Linked DNA regions of Homo sapiens: regions 2 and 3 are each linked to region 1. Evidence: chromatin contacts called from ENCODE Hi-C or POLR2A ChIA-PET data. All regions are on one chromosome and are shown on one strand. Each heading gives the region's core, a stretch centred on a gene start or an enhancer-like site at or near the end of the contact. The rest is flanking DNA. Distances are from core to core; before and after follow the strand shown. Region 1 holds the start of UBE3B (ubiquitin protein ligase E3B). Region 2 holds the start of ATP2A2 (ATPase sarcoplasmic/endoplasmic reticulum Ca2+ transporting 2). Region 3 holds the start of CORO1C (coronin 1C).

Region 1 (3,919 bases), core at 548-3,047:
GAGGGTAATAATAGTGTCTATGTCCTAGGGTTGCTGAAAGGATTAAATGCAACATTTATCCTTCTTGTACCTCAATTTAGTCATCACAACATTGTGATTAGGATTAAATGGGAAAATATTAATATAGGATATCTAAAAGCATGTAGCATGTAAGTGAGCTTTATTGTATTGTCCTTAAGAAGCTTGCAATCTAGTTAGGGAAACAAGAATCATATAGGTAGAAAGATTAGAAAATAAGAGGTTGGTGATAACCAAGATCATTTAAAAAAGTAAATGAGTGCCCATTATGTGTCAAGTCCTTTATAAGTGATCTCATCTAATAAGGAGAGGAGTCCTATGAGAAGATCATTCATGATCTCATCTACTCCAGTCTAGACCATTAGTATGTGGCAGAGTCAAGGCTGTAATAACTAAGAGGCAGGATTCAGACTCTTGTCTTACCTCTATATTTCCAAAGCTGAAGCATCATAAATACCAACTGCTGACTAAGCCAAGAGGATTGTCCCTGTGCAGTAGGAAAAGCTGGGCCACCAGGTTTAATGACCACCACCACTTGTTCTGGGCAGACGGTGTATCAGACACTGCACAGATTATTTAACCAACTTGTCTTTTCAACAGCTCTATCAGTTCTCGATAATCTTTGTTTTTTTGAGACGGAGTCTCACTTTGTTGCCCAGGCTGGAGTGCAGCGGCGCGAACTCTGCTCACTGCAACCTCCGCCTCCCAGGTTCAAGTGATTCTCCTGCTTCAGCCTCCCAAGTCGCTGGGATTAAAGGCGCCCGCCACCACGCCCGGCTAATTTTTGTATTTTTAGTAGAGATGCGGTTTCACCATGTTGGCCACGCTGGTCTTGAACTTCTGACCTCAGGTGATCCGCCCGCCTCGGCCTCCCAAAGTGCTAGGATTACAGGCGTGAGCCACCGTGGCCAGCCTCAATAATCTAATTTTTATTTAAAGAATAGGAAACACGACTTAAAGAGACTATTCATATTAACAGCTACTATTTATTGAAAGCTACAGCCTATCTAAGGTGGATGCTTTTGAATCTGAATCCATGTATATCCAAAACAGTTATTTATCACTAAGTAAAACAAACAAGATCCAGGGCTCCCCCGTTCACAGAATGGCCAAGCAAAGAGAAGTTGAGAGTGCAAGATTGCCTGTGGGGGCTAAGCTGGAGTTAAATTACGATCAAGTTTTTCTTTATTCAGAACTAGGTGTCAGGCACGGTACTAAAACGTATTCACACCCTCTGTGAAACCTGCTAATTACTCCATTTACACAGAAGGAAACTGAGGCTCAGAGAGGTGAGGGAACTCACCCAAGGTCACACAGCGAGCGAACAGTATTCGAACTCCAGTTTAGGTGAGTCCTGGGGCCCAGAGTCTTTCCTCGGCATCAACAACCACAGGAACAAATCACCCAGCATTAGTCCGTTTATAAAGGCCTACCGTCCCCAAAGTGAAAAGAGGTGGAAAGGGCCGCGGAAAGAGCCCCTGGAGCACACACGCCAGATCCCAGCACTTGTTCCTCCGACCTGGCCAGGCAGGGACTGTGCCCTAGAGCCAACTCCCTCAAAGTCCCCAGCCCCACCACTCGGAGGACTGACGACCCAGTTCTCCCGCAGGCCGGACCGCAGGCCCTACCGGCCTACCCGCAGGCCGACCTTTATTCGCCGGAGGTCCCCGCACTTGGGGTCGGGGCCGCAGCTGCCACTGTCTCAGCCCAAAACACCCGAGTTCTGCCAGACCCGGGGCAGCAGCCGACGCACTACCGCCATCTTGCCCCGCGGTGTTCGCTTTCAGAACCCCGCCAGGAAGCAAGCATCCAGTTCCGGAAAATGACAGTTCCGCAGAGCTTCTTCGCCCGGGAAGGAAAACTTCCCCACACCTTGCCTCCCCTCTGGCAGCTGAAATAGCGGAGGTGGGATAAATGCCCTCCCCAGCCGAGAAAAGCTGGAACCCACTCCGGCCGGGGAGGCTGGAAAGAAAACTGGCCCCTAGGCGCACAACGGACGGCTTAAGACGTTGCCCTCTGCGGGGCGGAAGTGGGGTGCGGACAGCGGAAGTTATCGCTCCGGCCCCGCCTCCGCCCCCGGCTGGCGTGAGCTGGGTGTTTCCTGCCTCTCTCAGTCCGGGTTTGGAGACTCCTGCGTCCTCCGACTTTTCATGGTAGGGAGGGCGGTGCCCATGGACTAGGGGTTGAGGGCGGCCGAGGGAGCTGGGCAGCAGCAGAGTATAAGAAGGGACCGAGAGGAGGGGGTGTGATGAGGGGCAGTCACGATAGTGGAGAGGCATTTGGGGGATTGGTTAGGGGAAAGGCCCGGGGTGGGGGAAGGGCTTTGGGTGGAGAATTAGGGGCGGGGGTGGTGGTAGGGAGGCTCCCTGGCGGTTAGGAATCCGGGAAGCACATTTGGGCTTGCGGAGTAGATACGTGTGTGCGTGAGGAAGGGGTGTCTCCAAGTGAGTCCTGAGTGCTGGTTGGAGATGGGAGTTGGTGATTGCGAGGAGAACAAAGAGATATCAATTGAAAACGGACATTTGGGGGTGGAAAATGAGGATTTGGAGGATTATGAAGGAGAATGAATGGGCAGGTTATGAGAAGGTGAGGTAGGATTCCTTGGGGCGGAGCGTTTGGCGTTTTGGAGGTTGTGGCTGGAGTCGCTGAGTTTCCAGGAAGTGGGGAAGGGGCTCCCAGGTGCGTCTGAACACACGGCCCAGTGAGGGAAAGAAATCGAGAGAGCCCAGCAGGCTGATGTGCGTTCAGTGCTTGGAATCCTGGGGAGAGATGCCAGGGGCCTGAGGTTAGGATACCTGCGCCACGGAGTTCAGTGCCTCAGCTGGCGCCTGGGTACCTATCTGTAACTTCCATTGAGGCCAGAGGTGACCACGCCTAAGGAGCGGAGGATGTTTCAAGATCTGTCTCTCAGCTGTGGGGTTTGTCTGCTTGGGATCCTCAAGGGTCTGTTCCCTGAGTAGCTCATTGTCCCTGGGTAGAGATGACCAAAGATTGGCCCAGATCTTCTTTCTACTTGCTTGCTTGTTTGTCACGTCCCTGGAAAGTGCAGTCTTAAGGGAAAATCAGTCCCAGTGACGCTGCTGAAGAAAAGTCAGTTATCCTGTAGCTGACGTTGACTAGTCCGCTCCATTTTGTGCAAAATAAGGACCAGCGGATGGGAAGAAGGCAGCATAAACCAGTGGTTCTCAAACTCTGGTCCCACCAGCAGCAACACCTGGTAACTTATTCAAAATGGCTGAAATTTCAAGCCCTGTCAGAGACTACTGAATCAGACATTCTTGGGGTGGAGCCCATCTATCGGTTTTAACAAGCCCTGCAAGGGATTAGACTAATGATTTCTTGATTTGGACTGTGTAATGAAAGGGGCAAAGGAGTTGGGAGTCAGAGGGCTCTTATAGGTGTGATTCCTAGTTTTCTCCCCAAAAAAGTGGGGTTGATGATAAACATCTTTCTCACTAGAACATTGAGAGAAATAGACCAAGAGTTTGTGTATTAAACACAGGGAGAGAATGTCATTTGATGGAAGTTGCAATTGGCGGTAGCTGTCTTATAAGCAAATTTTGGATGTAAAATGCTGCAATTATGTGACTTAGTTTAGTTGAAATGTAACAGCAGACTTTTCTGAGTTGTAGAAATGCCCTCAGTTTGGGAAGGTTTTATACAAGCCTCAATACAGTGTTTCTTAAACTTCTTTGCTGTAGGAATCCCCTGAGGTGATGCTTTGCCTCACATCCCTGGCAACTCTTAGATAAAGCTGGTTAAATACCTTAGCTAGGTGGCAGTAAGCCCTGGTCCCACATCCGAATCCCCCAAAGAGCTTTTTAAACACTAGTGACTGATCAGCCACCCCTCCGCATCTCTGAGATACTGATTAATTGATCTGGGGTGTAGCCCAGGCAAG
Region 2 (3,919 bases), core at 560-3,059, 800 kb before region 1:
CACAAGAATTTCTAAGACCATGCCACACTCTGGGACAACTCCTAACCACACTGTAAATGTCAGGCATCTATTTTCTGAATACCAATGGCTTCAAGTGTTTTGTTTTGTAATTTTAAAATGCCCAGATTGTTTTTAAACATAGAGACACAGCTTGCAACTCCAAATATGTTTTCACCCAATGGACATCATTTGTTTTCTGATTTATCTATGGAATACTTTCAGCTTTTGGGGGGAAAGAAAATAAATTTTTTTATACTTACAAAAGATATACATGCTGCCAGTAATAAAATCCTAACTAGCAAGTCTTCAAACTGCTCAATCACAAGTTCCAGCAAGGTTTTTCCTGTAAGAAACAAACACATGTGTTTTAACTGTCATCTTACCATCAGCACACCAACAGAGGAAAAAAAACAGAAACAGCATGTTAAGATTACCTTCTTCAGCCGGTAACTCTGTAGAATGTAGAAATTCGTCAAGCAATGTGTCAAGAGGGAGGTTAAAAAAAAAAAGAGAGAGACATTTTAGCACTTCGTTTTTCTAAAAAGAACTGCTACAATTCTAAGCATCAATATCTTTAAAACACAGACCTAGCTATAAGAATATCCGATTTTTTTAGCAGAGGGCATACCACGAAGATATCTCAAGGAAGCATGCACTCTTTGTAATCAATGGCCTGAGGTCTAGCCCTAAGCGTGAAATCACTTCGGGCTCCTGAACCTAGGAGTGGTTTCAGCGATGTCATCACTTCTGCCAGATGTGTAACTTTGGGTAGGACAAGAACGGTCAGAGGCCTTCCAACGACCTCGACTCCTCATAAATCGGCAGGGGACGAGAAAACGTCTTGCCGGGCTCAACCTAGCTGCAGAAGCCACGTCCCTCCCTCCACCGGGGCCGGCTGCTGCTGGAGAGAAGCCTCCGAGCCTTGCGCGCCGAAAAGGTCGAGGGCCCGAGAAGCGAAGAGGTCCAGGGAAGGCGAGGCGAGGACCGCAGCCCCTTTCTCTCCCGCGGGGCCGGCGCGCTGGCCCGACCCTCCGCCCGCAGCTGTCGGCGGGCGCGGAGCCGAAGCCCACGAGGTGGAGCCCGGTCAGCCATCTTCCCTGGCTCTCCCGGCCGCGCCGGGCCCCTGCAGCGGAGCGCCCTGCACCTACCGTTGGAGCCCCATCTCTCCTTAAGCTTCTTGACCTGTTCCAGGCTCAGCCCCGTACTCTCGTTGACGCCGAAGTGGCCCAGCACCTCCTCCACCGTCTTGGTGTGCGCGTTCTCCATGGCTTCGGGGGCCCGGCCGGCCTCGCCTCCCGTCCCCGCGGCCTCCTCGCCTCCGCCTCGCACTCCGGCCGCGGGCTCGTGCCACCCCGGGAGCCCAGGCGCGGACGGGCTCTCCCCTCCTCCTCTTGCGGCCGCTTCCGCCTCGCCGGGCGCTGAATCACCCCGCGCCCCCTCCCCCAGACAACCGCCCCTCGCGCGGCCCCGAGCTCCGCAGGGCGGGTTGGGGGCTCCTGACCCACCCTCCCTCCCCTCGCCAGAAGGGAGGGCCTCCCTCGCCCTCAGCCGCCCGCCGGGAGGGCAGGCCGCGGCCCCCGAGCCCCCTCCCCGCTCTCTTGAGGCGATCAGAGGCCCCGCCCGGGCCGGAGGAGGGGGCGCCCGGCAGACCACTGAGGGCGGAACGCGGCGAGGGAGGCGAGCCGGCGGGGCGGTGCGCGGCGCGCTCGCCCGGGTCCCTCAGCGCCGCACGCCCGACAGCGGCGGAGGAAACTGCGGCGAAGGAAAAGGAGGTGGCGTCGGGGACGGCTCCGCGGCGGCTGCTCTAATAGCATTTATCGGCCGCTGCCTCCCCTTTCGCCGCCGCCGCGGCATGTGGACGCCGCTCATTGGCCGAGAGCGCCCAGCGCGGCGCGGGCGGCGCGGCCCCGCCCCCTCCTCCCGGCTCCCTCCTCCCGCGCGCCTGGCGCCCACGCTGCCGCGCAGGCCCCGCCCCCTCCCGCGCGCCGCCCCTAGGAACCCGGATCGAGGCCGCGCGCGCCGCGGTCGCGGGGCTGGCGGAGGGGAAGCTGGGTACCCTCTTCTGTGCCTGCGGTTCTCTGACCCACCCACCTGCAGACGCAGGGTGGGGCGCTCACAGTGGGCACGCTGCTCTGGGGCCGGTGGGCGGATGGTTGGAAGGCGAGGCCGAGGAGCTGGGAGCGCGGTCCACGCGGGGCGTCTCGAGGCGCCCTCGGGCTGATGTCCTTGGCTCGCCTCCTCGCCCTCGGTCGCCCGGGCTGCGCTCTGCATCCTAATCTGGCTCCTTCAGAGCCCCCCTCAGAAACCAAGGGGAGGAATTCCGCAGTTCACTTCCCACACAACCCAAATCCTTCATCTGTCGCCTCGGGAACACCGCATCCTACACCCCCTGCCGCCAGCTCCTTCGCACGCCAGCCCCGATTCTTCCCCAGCGGGTTCTGGGCCCTGACGAGGGAACCCCCCTCGCGGGGGGGAGGGAGAAGAGTTGATTTTATTATTAATAGCTGACGCAGCGCTTGATAGGTGTCTGCAGGGCAGTCACAGTTCACGCCGCTGGAGCTGCCACACAGCAGCTAGACTTGGGCTAGGAGGTGCTTCGCTGTGGCTTTCAGATGAAGGCCATTTCATAGACTCACTTCCCTCGACAGGAGAAAAGGGGACTTGAATCCAAAGCTGCTCTTAAACCACAGATGATTTGCTCTGCTCGGGAGGACAAAGCGCAGGTCACAGCAAGATAAAGGGAATTTTGCCAATATAAAGAAGCTACATTACTTAACAAGGGGATGGGAAATTGCATGGAATTCATGAACAAAACATGAACATATTCTCTTCACAAAGAAGAGCAGCTTTCTTCACGGAGTAGGTTGCAGAATGAAGCAATTAGTCCACTTTTGTGTTTAACAATAACGCACCATCCGCATGAGCAAAAGCAGAGCAGAAAAATCACCTCAGTTGTCTCAAGTGGCTGGGCTTCAGGACTTAAGATAAATTCCTTCAGCAGATGCAAATTACAGTGCATCACCAGCTGAAAAAATCAGGCACGTCATGTCATTTAATTATTTCCAAGGAGTGGACGTTGGCATGTAGTTTTGATTGATACTTGGAAAAGAACCAACAAAACCCTACACGAAACAAACAAACAAAAAATTATACTATATGGCAACGCACTGAGAGAAGCCAGGTGGAAACTGGTTAGGTCACAGGATCAGAGCCGCTTCAAGAGGGGCACGTGAGTGCACGGTGGGAGTGTGGTCATGGAGGGCTGGCTGTTGTTGCCCTCTGAGACCAGCTCTGCACCATTTCGTACCAATTCTTCTCCCTTACCTCCTCTGTCTCTTTCAGGACCGATAGAAGCACTGCAGGCAGGAGAAGGATGGTTTACCTTTCTCAGCCTGGAAATTAGCTTAGGCATTTGATGTTGAATATTCTGTGCCACTGTCACTGCTTGGGGTTGTAAGCACCTCTGGTGCAATTATGAGCTTCTGGAGGAGTTCCTGACCTCAGCCTTTGTATGGAATGCTCTTCCCACAGATCTTCTTCACTTGTGTCGTTCTCTTTCCATTCAGATCGCAGCTTACATGTCCCCTCCTCAGAGATGTCTTTGCTGTCTAAAGTGGCTACCCAGCCACAGTGGCTCACGTCTGTAATCCCAGCATTTTGGGAGGCTGAGGCAGGAGGATCCCTTGAGCCCAGGAGTTTGAGACCAGCCTGGGCAATATAGCGAGACTCCATCTCTACTAAAAAAAAAAAAGAAAAAAATTAGCTGGGCGTGGTGGCCTGAACCTTTAGTCCCAGCTACTCAGGAGGCTAAAGAGAGAGGATCGCTTGAACCCAGGAGGTCAAGACTGCAGTGATCTGTGATCACGCCACTGCACTCCAGCCTGAGCAACAACAGAGTGAGACCTTGTCTCAAAAAAAA
Region 3 (3,919 bases), core at 426-2,925, 750 kb after region 1:
TCTCAAACAAACAAAAACAAGTGAATTGTTTTTGAGCCTCACCATATGGCAGGCACTGCAGTAGGCGTTTCATCACGTTTATCTCATTTAAATAAAGTGAGTGGCAAATCTTACTGCAGGAAGGGTGCTGAATTCCTCCTATTAGGAGTGGCTGCTTGAAGGCAAAATAAAACCCATCCTTTCATTTTGTTGAGTCCCAGCAGTAGCAGCAACAGGTACTGTCGAGCGTTTATCACAAGCCAGGAACTCTTCTAAGTATATTACTATTATCCTGGTGCAAAAGTAATCGCGGTTTTTGCCATTCCTTTTAATGGCAAAAAGTAATGCCACGATCATGGCTGCTAATATGATCTCATGGAACCCTGTGAGGGAGGGGCTGTTATCCCCATTTTACAGATAAAGAAACTGACCCTTAGAGAGGATAAATAATTTGCTGTGATAGCTGTCTTAGTTCAGGTCAAGCTTGATTTAAATAACACACGTTTCTGAGGCTGACGCTTAAAATAAAAAATCCCCCTGTGAATGGCAAAGATGCCTTGCTTTGGGAAGTAAATAGCCCTACCCCACAGTCGGTTCGGTTCCCCAGGCTCTGTTTCCTCAAATCTCGGTATTTCAGAGCTTGGTGTTTCAGAAAGGGACTTTAGCTATTAACAGGACAACTTCTTCATGCTGAAGATTAGGGGACTCAGGCCCAAAGAGGTAAGAGAACTGTCCCAGGTCACACAGTCTGACGGCCGCAGAGCTGAGGCTCAAATTCCCGTGCTCCGACTTTCAGGCCTGGGCCGCCGAGTTATTAAGGGACTCTGGCCAGGGAAAGGAAGGGAGGAACCCTGAAGTTTCCATTCCCTCACCTGCGAAATGGGGTCAATCACGGGCCCTCTTTGGGGTTACGTGGGTGTGGCCCAGCCCAGGGGCGGCCACTCTGCACTAGGAATGTGACAATGGACGGTTCAGGGAGGGCTGGAACGTCGGCAGTCCTCAAGGGAGGTGGTGGTAGGGTGTGACGGAGCCAGGGCGGAGCCTCGGGAGCCAGAGGCGTGGATTCGCGAATTCGGGGCGGGGCTTGGGGTTTAAACGTTGAGATGGGGTAGTGGGCGGGGCTTGAGATGCTAGGAATAGGGTTGCGGTCCTTGGGCGGGGCTTCTGGAAGACGGGGCGGGGCTTTGTGAGGCCGCTGGGCGAGTTCTGAAGCAGTGGGAGGGGAGCCGGGCTTAGGGAAGCAGGAGGCTGGTTTAAGGACTCGGATAGGCAGTGCGCGGGGCTCAGAGGAGCTAATGTTCCTGTATTGAGGGGCTCTGGGGGAATCTTTGAGGAGCCAGGGGACGTGGCCTTGCAGAGCCTAGCGGGTCAGTGGGCGGGGCTCTAAGAACCCCGCTCCGGGGTCTAAGGAGCAGTGGGCGTTGCTCGGAGGCGCCTGTGGGCGTGGCCCTCTACCACTCAGATGACTGGAGAGCGGGGCGTGCGCTTGGGCACCGCCTGCATCCCTCGGTGCGACCAGAGGGGGCGTAGCGAGGCGTGGAACGTGGGGTGGGAAGCGGGCTTCCCCTCCGGAAGTGGGCGTGGCGCACAGCGGCCCGGCAGCCCTGGTTGGGTCCCGCGCGGCGCGGGGGCGGGGCCTACGCGCGGTGGCGGGGGCGGTGGCGGCTGCCCGCGCCCCTCCCCCGCACGGCGCTCAGTGCCAGGCTGGAGGCGGCAGCGGTTGGAGGCTTCGCCCGGCTTTGCAGCGGGGACTTCGGCGGCGGCGCCTCAGGCACCTCGGCCCGGGTGAGCGGCTCGCGCCCGGCGGGGGCAGCCTGAGAGCGAGTCGGGCGGGCGGACCTGTCCTCTGAGCATGTGCCTGCGCCGCCTGACAGGAGCCGGCGGGGCGAGGGGCAGGGCTAGGTGGAGGGGACAGTGCTGGGTGGGCGCGCGGGGCGCGGGTTCACGGGCTGGGTTGCAAGGGGTTAGGGCCGGGGGCTGCTGTCGGGGGCTCGGGGAAAGGGAGTTGGGGACCGAACCAGGTGGCGTGGGGAGCGTGAAGCAGGGTCCCTGTGGGGAGGAGGCTTTCGAGGTCCGGAACGCTCCTGGCCGGGTGCGGAGCCGCGGGCCGAGGTGGGACGAGGCTGCCCAGGGAAGGCTTTTAGGGGTCAGGGATCGCCTGCTTGGGCGAGGTGCTGGGAGGGAAGGGCTGCTTCGGGCGAGGCGTAGAGCCCGGGGGCTCCAGGCCTGGGGACTGGGTTTGGGCCGCCCCAGGGAACGAGTGGGTGGGGGCGGGTAGGGGCCGGGCTCACGTGGGGCCGGGGCGAGCTGGGCCCTGCGTCGGGAGGGGCGAGGGCGGCCGCCTGGCCTGCGGGTTTCCTGGCTTTGGGTGCGAGACCAGCTCTGGGCCCTGCAGATCTCGGTTGGGGGTCAGGCGGGGCGGGGCAGAGCTGGAGCTGGAGTAATGTGGGTGGGGGCGGCTTGGGAAGAGGCTGAGCCCGGCCAAGGGAGCAGAGGGCTGGGACTGGCTGGGGGTTGGGAGGGGAGGAACGAAGCAGGAAGGCTGTCGGATCGGGGGCCCAGGGTGTCCGAGTGAACTGGGTGATTCAGAGGTGTGTTTCCCTAATAGCGGGGCAGCTGGCGAGGGACGCAGTAAAAAGGAGCGAGGTGCAGGTGGGGCCCCGCTGCGCCGAAATGACTGAGGATGAGGTCAGACGTGGAGGGTGGGAATGCAGAAACCGAGCTCTCCCGCCTGTCCCCACCGGCGCACGCTCCCCAGCTCTCCGTCTCTCAAATGATTTGAATGTGTTGGGGGAAGTGGCAGGCTGCGGTGAGAGCTGAGAAGAAAGGGGCTTCCTCTTGGAGGGAGGCGCTGGCCCTGGCATCCTTTTTTGGGAGTGTTCAAAGGATTTTGAACGCTGGAAAAGGAATCGTAGGCTTTACTGCATCACGATTTAGAAACACATCCTATATTTGGCCGTAATGTAGGCTGCCCTTGTTTTGTGGTGTCTAAAGTGCTTGCTCTACATGTTGCAAACGTGGGATTCAGAGTGCGAAGCAAATTGCAAGTTGTTCATTTCCCCCGGCATGGTAAGATACAAAGGCTTTTCCCTCCTATAAGACATTTGAAAAGAATTGAATGTAGTGCGCGTTTAATAAACTGGTCCTGGGTGGCGAATATATTTACTTTTGGAAATAGTTACCACAAAATATTAGGCCCTCTTACCGCAGCCTTTCTGCCTGGGATTACATTCTAAAACAGTACTTGTAGGGCTCTTAGTCACTCTATATAATAATGCATCTCATTGTCCTTATCTGGCAGAACGTTCTCCTGACACCAGGGCCTGCTGGAATAGACAGAAACATGATTAAGTATAAGCAGTTGCTTTGTACCGTCTGTTCAGTTGTGAAGGCAAATAGATACCTGTTTAATATTAATTCACTTTCTGCATTCCCTGTAAAACTGAAGAAATGTGCAAAATCTATTTTGGACTTGGTTCTATACATTTCAGATGATTTAAGGAAACTAGTATTTTTGGTTTGGAGGTATGTTTCACAGTCATAATGTTTGGCTATGAAGCATAATAGTAAACATTGGATCTGAGAAATCGCATAAATAAGTAGGGAAAAAAGTGAAATAAAACTGAGAATTGTGTTGTACCTTAGGTCTTGAAGTGCAGTGTTTCGTGGTGGAGGTTAGTCGTGTGTACTGAGGATTGGACAAAGATTTGGTATAAACGTCAGGAGCACACATTTTTGACAAATATAGAACCTATCTTGTCCATATTTATTTTGATTACTTGTGGAAGGTACATTAAAGCCTGATGAATTTTAATAGATACATACCGATGAAACATAACTGCACACAATATTGACTTTTTCATGATCCTTTGTTACTTTGCCTGCAGATTGTGCTAATCAGCATTTATACTTATTTATATATAGTTTAGGATTAGATTCG

Evidence for each region. A loop is a pair of places that touch in the nucleus more often than their neighbours do. ChIA-PET counts read pairs that join two places held with the same protein, here RNA polymerase II (POLR2A). Pooled maps may share reads with other maps.
Region 2: a pooled map shows a loop between it and region 1 (21-fold over the local background). The contact joins the promoter of ATP2A2 here to the promoter of UBE3B in region 1. A Hi-C loop is called at or near these places in 2 of 37 single-sample maps with no recorded cell type and 7 of 50 pooled maps.
Region 3: a pooled map shows a loop between it and region 1 (7-fold over the local background). The contact joins the promoter of CORO1C here to the promoter of UBE3B in region 1. A Hi-C loop is called at or near these places in 1 of 37 single-sample maps with no recorded cell type and 9 of 50 pooled maps. POLR2A ChIA-PET finds 5 or more read pairs at or near these places in 1 of 52 experiments (AG04449).

Annotation. Positions count from the first base shown.
Region 1 is chr12:109,475,512-109,479,430 of GRCh38, reverse strand. UBE3B (ubiquitin protein ligase E3B) reads right to left here and starts at 1,797. Exons shown (of 28, transcript NM_130466.4): 1 at 1,322-1,797. KCTD10 (potassium channel tetramerization domain containing 10) reads left to right here and starts at 2,131. Exons shown (of 7, transcript NM_031954.5): 1 at 2,131-2,171. The coding sequence starts at 2,169. RefSeq lists enhancers at 1,885-1,974, 2,483-3,218.
Region 2 is chr12:110,279,137-110,283,055 of GRCh38, reverse strand. It overlaps ATP2A2 (ATPase sarcoplasmic/endoplasmic reticulum Ca2+ transporting 2), which reads right to left and starts at 1,809. Exons shown (of 20, transcript NM_170665.4): 1 at 1,149-1,809; 2 at 435-452; 3 at 261-343. The coding sequence starts at 1,266. RefSeq lists enhancers at 360-1,114, 2,232-2,301 and silencers at 942-1,451, 1,542-2,141.
Region 3 is chr12:108,729,274-108,733,192 of GRCh38, reverse strand. CORO1C (coronin 1C) reads left to right here and starts at 1,675. Exons shown (of 11, transcript NM_014325.4): 1 at 1,675-1,764. RefSeq lists an enhancer at 1,001-1,804 and silencers at 1,417-1,926, 2,117-2,396.